Regions from separate parts of the Mus musculus genome. Here region 2 is linked to region 1. The links are chromatin loops, found by intact Hi-C in ENCODE. Cell type or tissue: heart. All regions are shown on one strand. Region 1 holds the start of Aqp7 (aquaporin 7). Region 2 overlaps B4galt1 (UDP-Gal:betaGlcNAc beta 1,4- galactosyltransferase, polypeptide 1).

Evidence for each region. Hi-C counts contacts between places; a loop is a spot of excess contacts. Peaks named below come from ENCODE experiments on the same cell type or tissue, not always from the same donor. Only the 100,000 strongest peaks of a DNase experiment are listed, where the experiment ranks them.
Region 2: it touches region 1 in a loop (2.3-fold over the local background); 1 of 42 quality-filtered maps calls a loop at or near these places.

Annotation. Positions count from the first base shown.
Region 1 is chr4:41,047,767-41,052,766 of GRCm38, reverse strand. Aqp7 (aquaporin 7) reads left to right here and starts at 4,631. Exons shown (of 8, transcript NM_007473.4): 1 at 4,631-4,894. Gm25637 (a small nuclear RNA gene) reads right to left here and starts at 2,547; the gene lies at 2,441-2,547. In heart, CTCF peaks have their summits at 1,910 (motif pointing left) and 4,960 (motif pointing right); DNase peaks (open chromatin) are centred at 1,806 and 4,726; H3K4me3 peaks cover 440 bases; H3K27ac peaks cover 1,752 bases.
Region 2 is chr4:40,842,523-40,847,522 of GRCm38, reverse strand. All of the region lies in intron 1 of B4galt1 (UDP-Gal:betaGlcNAc beta 1,4- galactosyltransferase, polypeptide 1), which reads left to right. Among named protein-coding and RNA genes, the nearest start is that of Mir5123, 5.1 kb to the left of the region's middle. In heart, no CTCF peak of the experiment used is centred here; DNase peaks (open chromatin) are centred at 822, 1,952, 3,092, 3,522 and 1 weaker place; H3K4me3 peaks cover 660 bases; H3K27ac peaks cover 3,765 bases.

The DNA.
Region 1 (5,000 bases):
GTGCTTTTTGTCTTTATCTTTATTTATCTTTTTTTTTTTTTTTTTGGTTTTTCGAGACAGGGTTTCTCTGTGTAGCCCTGGCTGACCTGGAACTTACTTTGTAGACCAGTTTGGCCTCGAACTCAGAAATCCGCCTGCCTCTGCCTCCGGAGTGCTGGGATTAAAGGTGTGCGCCACCATCGATACCTGGATATTTGTACTTTTTAAAAAAGAAACCACATTTTTAGTGTGTGTGTGTGTGTGTGTGTGTGTGTAGGTCAGGAGACAACCTGTGTAGTGGGAGTTTTTTTTGGCTGTTCCACTTTGTGCTCCCAGCTGGTTGCAGGCACTTACCTGCCCAGGAGCTATCTTGGATCTGCAGATGAAAGAACACTCTACAGGATGTGGCAGCCCTACACGGAACCTATCCCTAGGAGAAAGGGCTCCAGTGTGTCTTCTCTGTGCCCAGCTATCTGCATTGGTCCTGTCCAGACTAGTGCGATTCATTGTTCTAATCCCTCCCTCCCTCCTGGGCCCCGTGCTGCTGTCCCCCTACCCCACTCTCCACCTTGGAACTCCCTGCCTCCAGCAGACACCCGCTTCCATCTTGTCAGCTCTCCCAGGTAACCCTTCGCAAACACATGTCTCATCGGCCCCTCTACAACACCACTCAGTGTAGCTAGCGACTGGATCCATAGCCTCTGGGCAGCCCAGGGCCTAGGTTCCCATCTCCCTCCACCTATTCCTTCTTAGTCCTCCCTAAGGTCCTAGCCCCTGGTTACCTGCTCATTCTTTGACTGGGCCCTCCTCTGGAGTTTGCCGGAAGTTCAGGGCCTCGGGGATATAGGAAGTAAAGAAGCTCTACCGTGTTCCTTGCTTAGGTCCCTTTAGAGTCTGCTTGGCTCTTAGGATAGCATTGAAAACCAGGTAAAGGGCTGGAGAGATGGCTCAGCGGTTAAGAGCACCAATTGCTCTTTCAGAGGTCATGAGTTCAGTTCCCAGCAACCACATGGTGGCTCACAACCATCTGTAATGGGATCTGATGCCCTTTTCTGGTGTGTCTGAAGACAGCAATGATGTACTCATATACATAAAATAAATAAATAAATAAATCTTTAGAAAAAAAGAAGACAGCCAGATTAAAAAAAAACAAACAACAAAAAACAAAACAGGTAAAGCGTTTCATGGTAACCCCAGCCCATCCTGCACCCTCCGTAAGCTGGTCTCCGTTTTCAGGTTAGGTTTTCACAATCCTGGGTTGAGTCAGCTTTAAGAGTCATTCACTTCCTCCCTGGCTGAATCTTGGAGGATCTGGTTTCCACGTCACCTTTTCTGGAAGACTCTTGCCTCTCTAGACTGATATATTCCTATTCTCTTTCTAGTCTAACAGCCAACTTCTGGCTTCAGATAAGATCCTAGCTTTATTGATTTGACTCAGAGTTCTTCTGTGTTGCTCAGGCCATCCTCAAACTCAATACATCTGCCCCCAAGCCTTCCAAATGCAGGGATCTTGTGTGCACCTCCACACCCAGTTCCATAGCTCTCCCCCACCCAAGAAAATGTTTCTCTGTGGCCCCCTGGCTGTCCTAGAGCTTGTTCTGTAGACCAGGCTGGCCTCAAACTAGGAGGTCTGCCCGCCCCTGTCTCCTGAGTGCTGGGGTTAAAGGCGAGCACCACCATCCCTCGGCCCATAGCTCACTCTTGAACTCATCTCTGACTGGCGACAAAGACAGGTGTGTCCCTCTTTTTCAGGGTGCAACTCTCCTTTCCTGGAAGAAATGCAGCAGTCTGAACCCGCTTAGTGTCTGCTACGGAGCGAGCCAGAACCTTTAGCTGCTCTGGCTACAATCACGAGCTCTGGAAGGGTTGTTTTGGCAGAAGGATGTGGACGACTAGGAAAGTTCCAGACATGGCCCGGTCTCTGGCGCCCTCTAGAGGACAAAGTTTCCTCTTTATTCTGTGCTCTGGCGCCATTGTTTTTTCTTTTCTTTTCTTTCTTTTTTCTTTTCTTTCTTTTTTCTTTTCTTTCTTTTCTTTTCTTTTCTTTTCTTTTCTTTTCTTTTCTTTTCTTTCTTTTCTTTTCTCTTTTCTTTTCTTTTCTTTTCTTTTCTCTTTTCTTTCTTCTCTTCTCTTCTCTTCTCTCTTCTCTTCTCTCTTGTCTCATCTCTTCTCTCCTCTTCTTTTTTTTCTTTTTTGTTTTTTCGAGACAGGGTTTCTCTGTGTAATCCTGGCTTTTCCTTTTTCCTTTTTCCTTCTCTCTCCTCTCTCCTCTCTCCTCTCTCCTCTCTCTCTCCCTCTCCCCTCCCTCTCCCCTCCCCCTCCCCTCCCCCTCCCCTCCCCTTCCCCTCCCCTCCCCTCCCCCTCCCCATAGTTCTGGGTTAGTTTTACTTCCCAACACATGTCCAGTCTCCAGAACATTAAAAGGAACTGTACCAAAGCTCAATTAAAACAAAATTTACAACAAAATATGGAACACTTAAATTTATGTCATCCTTGTGCAGGGACCACACTAGACTTCTCTGTGTTTGTTCCAATTTCGGAATATGTGCTGCCAAGGGGAGTGAGCACCTCTTTCTTTTTAAAATTTATTTATTTTTTCAAGATTAGAATTTCTTTGTGGAGCTCTGACTGTCCTGAAACTCACTTTGTGGACCAGATTGGCCTCAAACTCAGAGATCCACCTGCTTCTGCCTCCCAAGTGCTGGGCTTAAAGGTGTGCAACCACCATAGCCCAGCCAGTGAACCGCTCTGCCCATTCTTTTAGTTTTTTGTTGGTTTCTTCTTCTTCTTCTTCTTCTTCTTCTTCTTCTTCTTCTTCTTCTTCTTCTTCTTCTTCTCTTCTTTTTTTGAGACAGGGTTTCTCTGTGTAGCCCTGGCTGTCCTGGAACTCACTCTGTAGACCAGGCTGGAACTTAGAAATTCTCTTGCCTCTGCCTCCTAAGTGCTGGAATTAAAGGCGTGCACCACCATGCCCGGCGTCCATTCTTTTAATACGGTGCTCTCATACTGGGCAAACTTTTTATAAACTAAGCTACTTTTCTTTTTTAAATATTTATTTATTTATTTATTTATTTATTTATTTATTACAAGTACACTGTAGCTGTTTTCAGACACACCAGAAGAGGGCATCAGATCTCATTACAGATGGTTGTGAGCTACCATGTGGTTGTTGGGACTTGAACTCAGGACCTCTGGAAGAGCAGTCAGTGCTCTTAACCTCTGAGCCACCTCTCCAGCCCCTAAGCTACTTTTCTTAAGTCTGCCCATACTGGCGACTCCCTGAAATTGTTTAGTGACAGCAATAGTGGTTTCACTTGAATGGAGGTGTGTGTGTGTGGGGTGTGTGTGTGTGTGTGTGTGTGTGTGTGTGTGTGAGAACAGGCCTCTGCAGGGTGGTGGCCACGCCTTTCAAGCTCAGTGCTCCAGAGGCAGAGAGGCAGCTCCAGAGGCTGGCCTCTGACTTTGAGGCCAGGGTTCTTTACAAAGTGAGTTCCAGGGACAGCTAGGACTAAACAAAGAAACAAACCAACAAAAACCCTACCTTGAAATAAAATAAAGCTGGGGTTTCATATAGCCATAGCCCAGGCTGTCTAGTCTAAACTTACTATGTAGTGGAGAATGACCTTGAACTCCCGGTTGTAGGCATGTGACTCTCGTCTCTGAGTCAGACTCTGACTGTAGAGCATTGTCTGGCCTGGGACTCACTCTGTAGACCAGTCTGACCTCATTTCCCCTGCTTTCCAATGGTGGGATTTCTGTGTAGTGATGGCCTGAGTTTTCTAGGCAGTTCAGGCTATGCTCAAACTTGTATTCCTCTTGTCTCTGCCTCATGGGTGCAGGCTACAGACACCCTGTTCAGTGATCTCTAGAAGACAGTCTCACTCCCATACAAGGCTTTTGGACAACCACATCTTATAACTTCTCCCATCGAGGTACTGTGTGCGTCTCCCTGGGCTTCCTGCCTATCACCCACCTCTCGATGACAGGCACCCACCCTCATGCTTTGGCACTGCAGCCCCTGCTGACACGTGCATGCCTGCCTGTTCTTCCTGGCCCCACCGGGCCCCTGAACCCAGACAAACCATTTGGCTGCAGGTGGTCTTCAGCTCCCTCTGACCTCACCCCCATAGTTGAGATCCCACGGCTGCCTTGAGCCAACAGCCCCGTGCTGGGCTAGCCTGGTTTTTCTCATAGAGCCTTGGGCATACTTTTCCTAAGATAGGCAGTGTCCAGAAGACAGGACCTGGAATGGGGGCCGCAGGAAACCAGGTCTGGCTTTTTTCCTCTTCTCCCAGATGGGGACCCCTGAGGAGAGGGCCTAACTCTCCTCCCTCTGCTTCAGGTGGAGGGCTCTCTGAGGACTGACCCAGAATTGTTTTTCCAGTCCTTCCACCTCTTCCACCTTTCTGTTACTTTCTGGAAACTTCTATGTACATCTCCATCTACACAGCTTTCTCTATAGCCTGGGTCTCAGGAACCTCTGTGGCCTTCTGCAGGCTACCTCTGGCTCTGGTCTTAGAGATAAGCCAGACACTTGGCATGTAGTACTGGCCTTTCCTCTGGGACTATGAGGCCCAGAATTCACACCTGGAACTCCACCTCTGACCTCACAAGGGCTGCCTCAGAACTCAGTCTCCATGGTGCTACTGGTAAGAACAGAGATGCTATTTTGGGCAGTGTGTATGGACTTGGCTTAAGTGGCATGGGCCAAACCCCTGCCCTACTGACCTCTCCCCTGGAGAAGCACAACAGAACTCACAGCCACCCTGGGGAGGGCCCAGAGGCAGGCTCAAGTGAGGACTCGGAGACCGCAGAGCTACAGTTCAGTTGCAGCTTGAGTCTGCCTCCCTGATAGAGAAACGGAATCAAGACCAGCTGTGAGACGGAGGCTGAAAGACACAGAGCACTTCAGAGAGTGAGCGGGGCTGCGGGTAGTCTGGGACAGGGGAGCCTCCTTGGGGCAAGCCCAGCAGGGGGTGTTTGGGAAAGAAAGTTCACCAGGAGTTGGAGTATGACTCTCT
Region 2 (5,000 bases), 210 kb after region 1:
CCTTGTGTGTCTGGGACTGTGCAGGGTGAGGTGAGGGAGCCTTTGCCCCAGGAGAGAGCTCTCTAAAGCCTGTTTGGAAAGCTCTCTAGGTTAGAGGCCTGTAGTGGTTTGGCCTGAGGTAGTTCTGGGTGAATGTGACCTAAAGGGATCGGTCACTAGAAGACAGAGAGGGGTGAGTCACGTGCTAAGGTTCAGGTTCTGTTTCAGCTTGGCTTCCTTATACAAATGAGGGCCAGGGGCTGTATCTTTTATTGGGTGTTGTTGAATTCTGTGGCAGTGATTTTAAGTACGTTCTGGGTCTATTGCGTAACTGTAATGATTTGCCTCTTAGGTATTAGGACAAAGGCTATGGGTTTTGTATTTGCCTTTTTCTTTGTGAGGGTGTTAGTAATCTTAATTTTTGTGGAAAGTAATATGGAATGGGAGGGTATAACTCAGTGTAGAACACTTGTAGGTAAGTCCTAGGTTTGGTGATCTTCAACTCTGAAAACATGCAAATGAAAGCCACATTCTTTTCACCTAAGATAAGCCTGCCCTCCCGTTTTCTACTCGTCTTCCCTTCTTGTATGTTTAAGAAAAGAATACAGCTGATAACTTGTTCCTGGGTTGTTTTATTTTATTTTATCTGGCAGTGTCTTGCAAGGTAGCCTAGGCTTTTAGCTCCTGCCTCTCCGTACTCCGTGTACTGGCTAGTTTTTATGTCATTTGACACATACTTGAGTCATCGGGAAGAGGAAACTGCATGTAAGAAAATGCTCCCACTAGATTAGCCGGTGAGTAAGCTTGCGATGCATTTTCTTGATGATTGATATGTGTGGGAGGGCCCAGTCCATTGTGGGTGTGTGTGGTACCACCCCCTGGACAGGTTGTCCTGGGTGCTATAAGAAAGCTGCCAAGCAAGCCATGAAGGAGGAACAAGCCAGTAGGCAGCCTCTCTCCATGGCTTCTGCTTCACTTCTAAGATGAAATTAGCCCTTTCTTCCCCAGGTTGCTTTTGGTCATGGCCTTTATCAAGCTATAGGAATCCTAACTAAGACACCCAGCATGGCTGATGTCTTAACCAGAGGAATGGACTGATCTGAGTTCATGCAGTAGCCTGGTGATTATCCTTTTTCATTTAAGGTTCTCTTACAATCTGGGTCCTGCATCTTTAAAAAAAGAAAACCACAGAGGTGAGATAGGGCTATCATTCAGTGGAAGGGTGATTGCTAGTAGGTGTGAGGCCCCAACACTTTGAGAAAATTAATAAATAAAACTAACCAATAAATCTCAAGAGCGGTATCCTCTTGGTCAACAGCAAATGCCATAACTTTCTTATCACTCGACTGTTAGACACATAGATGTGGTTTTTGTTTTCCTGGTGGTGTAATGAGCCTTGGGCATAGAGTTGTACGTGTGTGTGTGTGTGTGTGTGTGTGTGTGTGTGTGTGGTATCTGTAGAACATTTTCCAAAAGAGAAAAAGAAAAGAGTGAATTCTTTTTGAGAAGCATTAGGTGTCAAGCCTTCGTACAAAGGGTTAAGTGCATTGGGAAATTACAGGTTTGCATGGTGCTGTCAAATGAATATCACTTATGTAGAATGATACGTCTAGAATTCTAATCAAAAGGAGAATAGGTTGAAGAAGCGCCTGGGTGGGGCCAGAGTACAGCCCCAAGCAGACCTTTAGATCTGTCTGAGGAGGGATCTGCTGTAAATAAAACCCCGTGGAGATGGTGCTTCCTCAGTCAACTTTCTCTAGTTGTTTCCTTAGCTGTCGAATCGCTGGATAGGTTTATATAGCCTAATATGGCTCCAGAGCTGAGTGCTGGGTACTCACCAGTGGGCTAACCCAGTGCTACTGACATCATCGAGATGTGACACAGACCTCTGTGGGAAACGAGCCAGCAAATCAGATTCTGAAACACGTGACATTCTTTCTCTACTACCACAAGTTCCTGAGTTCCAGGGAGGGGCTCTGGAGTGAGAATCTTACGTTTCCGGGAATTCTCTTAAGGGAAAAGCCCAGGAGAGCAACAGAGGCTGGCTTTCTATGCGGACTTGGGGGATTATGTCAATAAGGCCTCTGGCTGCTTGTTGCCTGGCTGTTCCCAAGGAGTGTATTTTGAAGTTACTCCATTTTGAATGTCATCAGCAGAGCTAGATTCTCGTCTGAGGGAATGTTGGGTGTGGAGAATCTGCTGGGGTCATTTGGCGCCGAGTCTTGGAAGTTAGAGCAAGGTTGCATTAAAGGGAAGGGACAGGATTCTGCTGGACCAGCTTGACTCATGCAATGTCAGGGTCAGGCTCCTTCCTGCCTTTCCATATGTGCCTGGAGGGGCCTGGCTGGGGCTTCAGTGAATGCTTGGCCCAATGACAGAGTTCATTCTAAAAAACGTCTGTAACATTTTCTTTAAAAGTTCCTTCCTGTTTTGCATAATGTCCTCTTGCCTTTGACATCCTGAAACCACAGAGCTGCTGTTGGTGTGACAGAACAAGCAAGACAGACTTTTTTGTGTGGAAAAAAAGAAAGACTAGACTTCTAAGGGAGACTCAAAGAAGCTGACATTTGTGTTAGACAAGCATGGCGACATGGCCTGGAGCCTCTTACATTCAGGTAAACACTGTAAAAAGCCCGAGGAGAGGCCCTGCTGACAAGCATACTTAGAAAGACCCCAAGGAAGAAGACAGACATGGACTCACTTGCTTATACAGCAAATTTTTAATGAGAATCTATTATAATACGAAGTGCACGAGGTAGGCACAAACAAGGCCCAGGCCTCTGTTACAGAAGAGTCCTTTCACCATGGGTGAATCTTGGCCAGCCAGATCCTGAGGCCTTGATGCTCAGAGGCCTAATGGGCAGAGTGAAATGGGTGGTCTGGACTAGGGCCAGCCTCAGAAACCAAGGGCCCCTAACACACACTGATTCTGGCAACCCTGTCTCAGCCTGTCTGAACACTCTGTGGTGTTGTGGTGGGCTGGGGTCTATTGCTGGAAATAGCCCATGGTTTCTTCTAGTTGCTGTCATACAGCCAACTGTCCAGCTGTTGCCTCCAGTTAGCCATAGGGTAGAGAGGAGAGGAAGTGCAGGCGGAGGGAAGACAGTGAAAGAGAGGCCCTGCTGCACTGCAGGCTGCGCTGGAGGCAGCAGGAGGCCAGGGGACCTCAGCGAGGCAGTGAAGGGGAGTTCCCAGGCAGTGAAGGGGGAGTTCCCGGGAGTTTGCAGAACCCATGCGTGCATTGTCTGTAGAGGGCAGAGGCAAGCCTGGAACACCAGTGGATTCTGAGTTCTCCTTGTGTGTTAGACCAATTTAGACTCCTTTAGGCCTTTCTAAAGTTCAAGGGGACTGTCTTGCTCTCCTTCCTAAATTCTAGCGTGGCCTGTGTGTAGAGACTGTAGCTATAGCTGCAGTCTGAAAGACCTCAGACATTCTTGGTGCCGTTCACTACCCACTGTTTCCAGAGCATTTGTGGTGGGTGAGGCGGCAGCTCCCTAGGAGTTTGTCGACCCTGTCACGGTAGGTATGATGACTGAAGAGGTGCATGACTGGCTCGGAATGGAACAAGGAGCCCAGAGAGATGACCCAGGGAGCAGGCAGGCACTGCTCTTCCAGAAGCCCCGAGTTTGGCCCACAGCCACCTGTAACTCTAGCTCCTGGGATCTGATGCTCTCCTGACCGCTAAGGGTGCTTGCAGACACAGTACACTCTCACACAGACACACAGACTGAAAAAACAAGTGAGGAATGTCCCTGTCATACTGGGCCGCTGTGAGATGTGAGAAGGTTGTTACTGTCTCTGGGCCTCAGTGTTCTTACATATAAAATGGGGATAATAATAGTATCTACTTAAGAGATGAGAGGTTTAGGGAGTGGCCATGAAATGGCCTAAAATACTGCCTAGGACATGTGAAGCTCTGATTATATTATCGTCAATAGTAGAAGTTCTATATAGTCCCATGAGAATACCCGAGGCCACAAAAATTGTACTGAAACCCATTTGTCCATAACAAGCTTTATTTTATAAATCAAGCATAGTAAAAGACAATAGCAGTAAAAATGGAGCAATTTTATAATTGTTACCAATATGCTATAATGCAAGTTATTTAAGAACAGTGAATTGCTTCTGGAATTTTCCACGCTGTATTTTCAGACAGTGGATATGAGTGGGATGGGATGGTAACTGAACAAGGCAGGGATGACTCTGACTCTGACTTCTGATGAATTTGCCCCCTTGTCAGGAAATTGAACTGGGGAGCCTTGTATATTCTAGACAAGCATTCTACCTCTGAGCCACACCCCCAGCCCAGCCTCTTGTGTGTGTATCTGTGTGTGTCTCTGTATGTGTTTGTGTGTCTGTGTATGTCTATGTGTGTGATTGTGTGTGTGTGTCTGTATGTGTATCTGAGTGTGTCTTTATGTGTCTGTGAGTGTGTGTGAGTGTGTGTGTATTTGTGTGTCTGTATGTCTTTATGTGTGTTTGTGTGTATCTGTATGTGTCTGTGAGTGTGTGTGTCTGTCTTTGTGTGACTGTGTGTGTGTCTGTATGTGTCTGAAAGTGTGTGTGTGTCTCTGTGTCTCTCTGTATGTGTGTGTGTGATTGTGTGTGTGTCTGTGTGTGTATCTGTATGTGTCTGTGAGTGTGTGTGTCTGTGTGTGTGTCTCTGTGTGTCTGTGTGTGTGATTGTGTGTGTGTCTGTATATGTGTGTGAGTGTGTGTGTGAGTGTGTCTCTGTGTCTCTGTATGTGTGTGTGTGTGATTGTGTGTGTGTGTCTCTATGTGTATCTGTATGTGTCTGTGAGTGTGTGTGTGTCTGTGTGTGTGAGTGTGCCTCTGTGTGTGTGTGTGATTGTGTGTGTGTGTCTGTATATGTGTGTGTGATTGTGTGTGTGTGTCTGTATGTGTCTGTGAGTGTGTGTCTGTATGTGTCTGTGAGTGTGTGTGCTTGCGTCCATGTGTGGAGTCTATCGATCAGTGTTCTCTCTCTGTCTTCCTCAGTAGTCCCCACCTTAGTTTTGGAG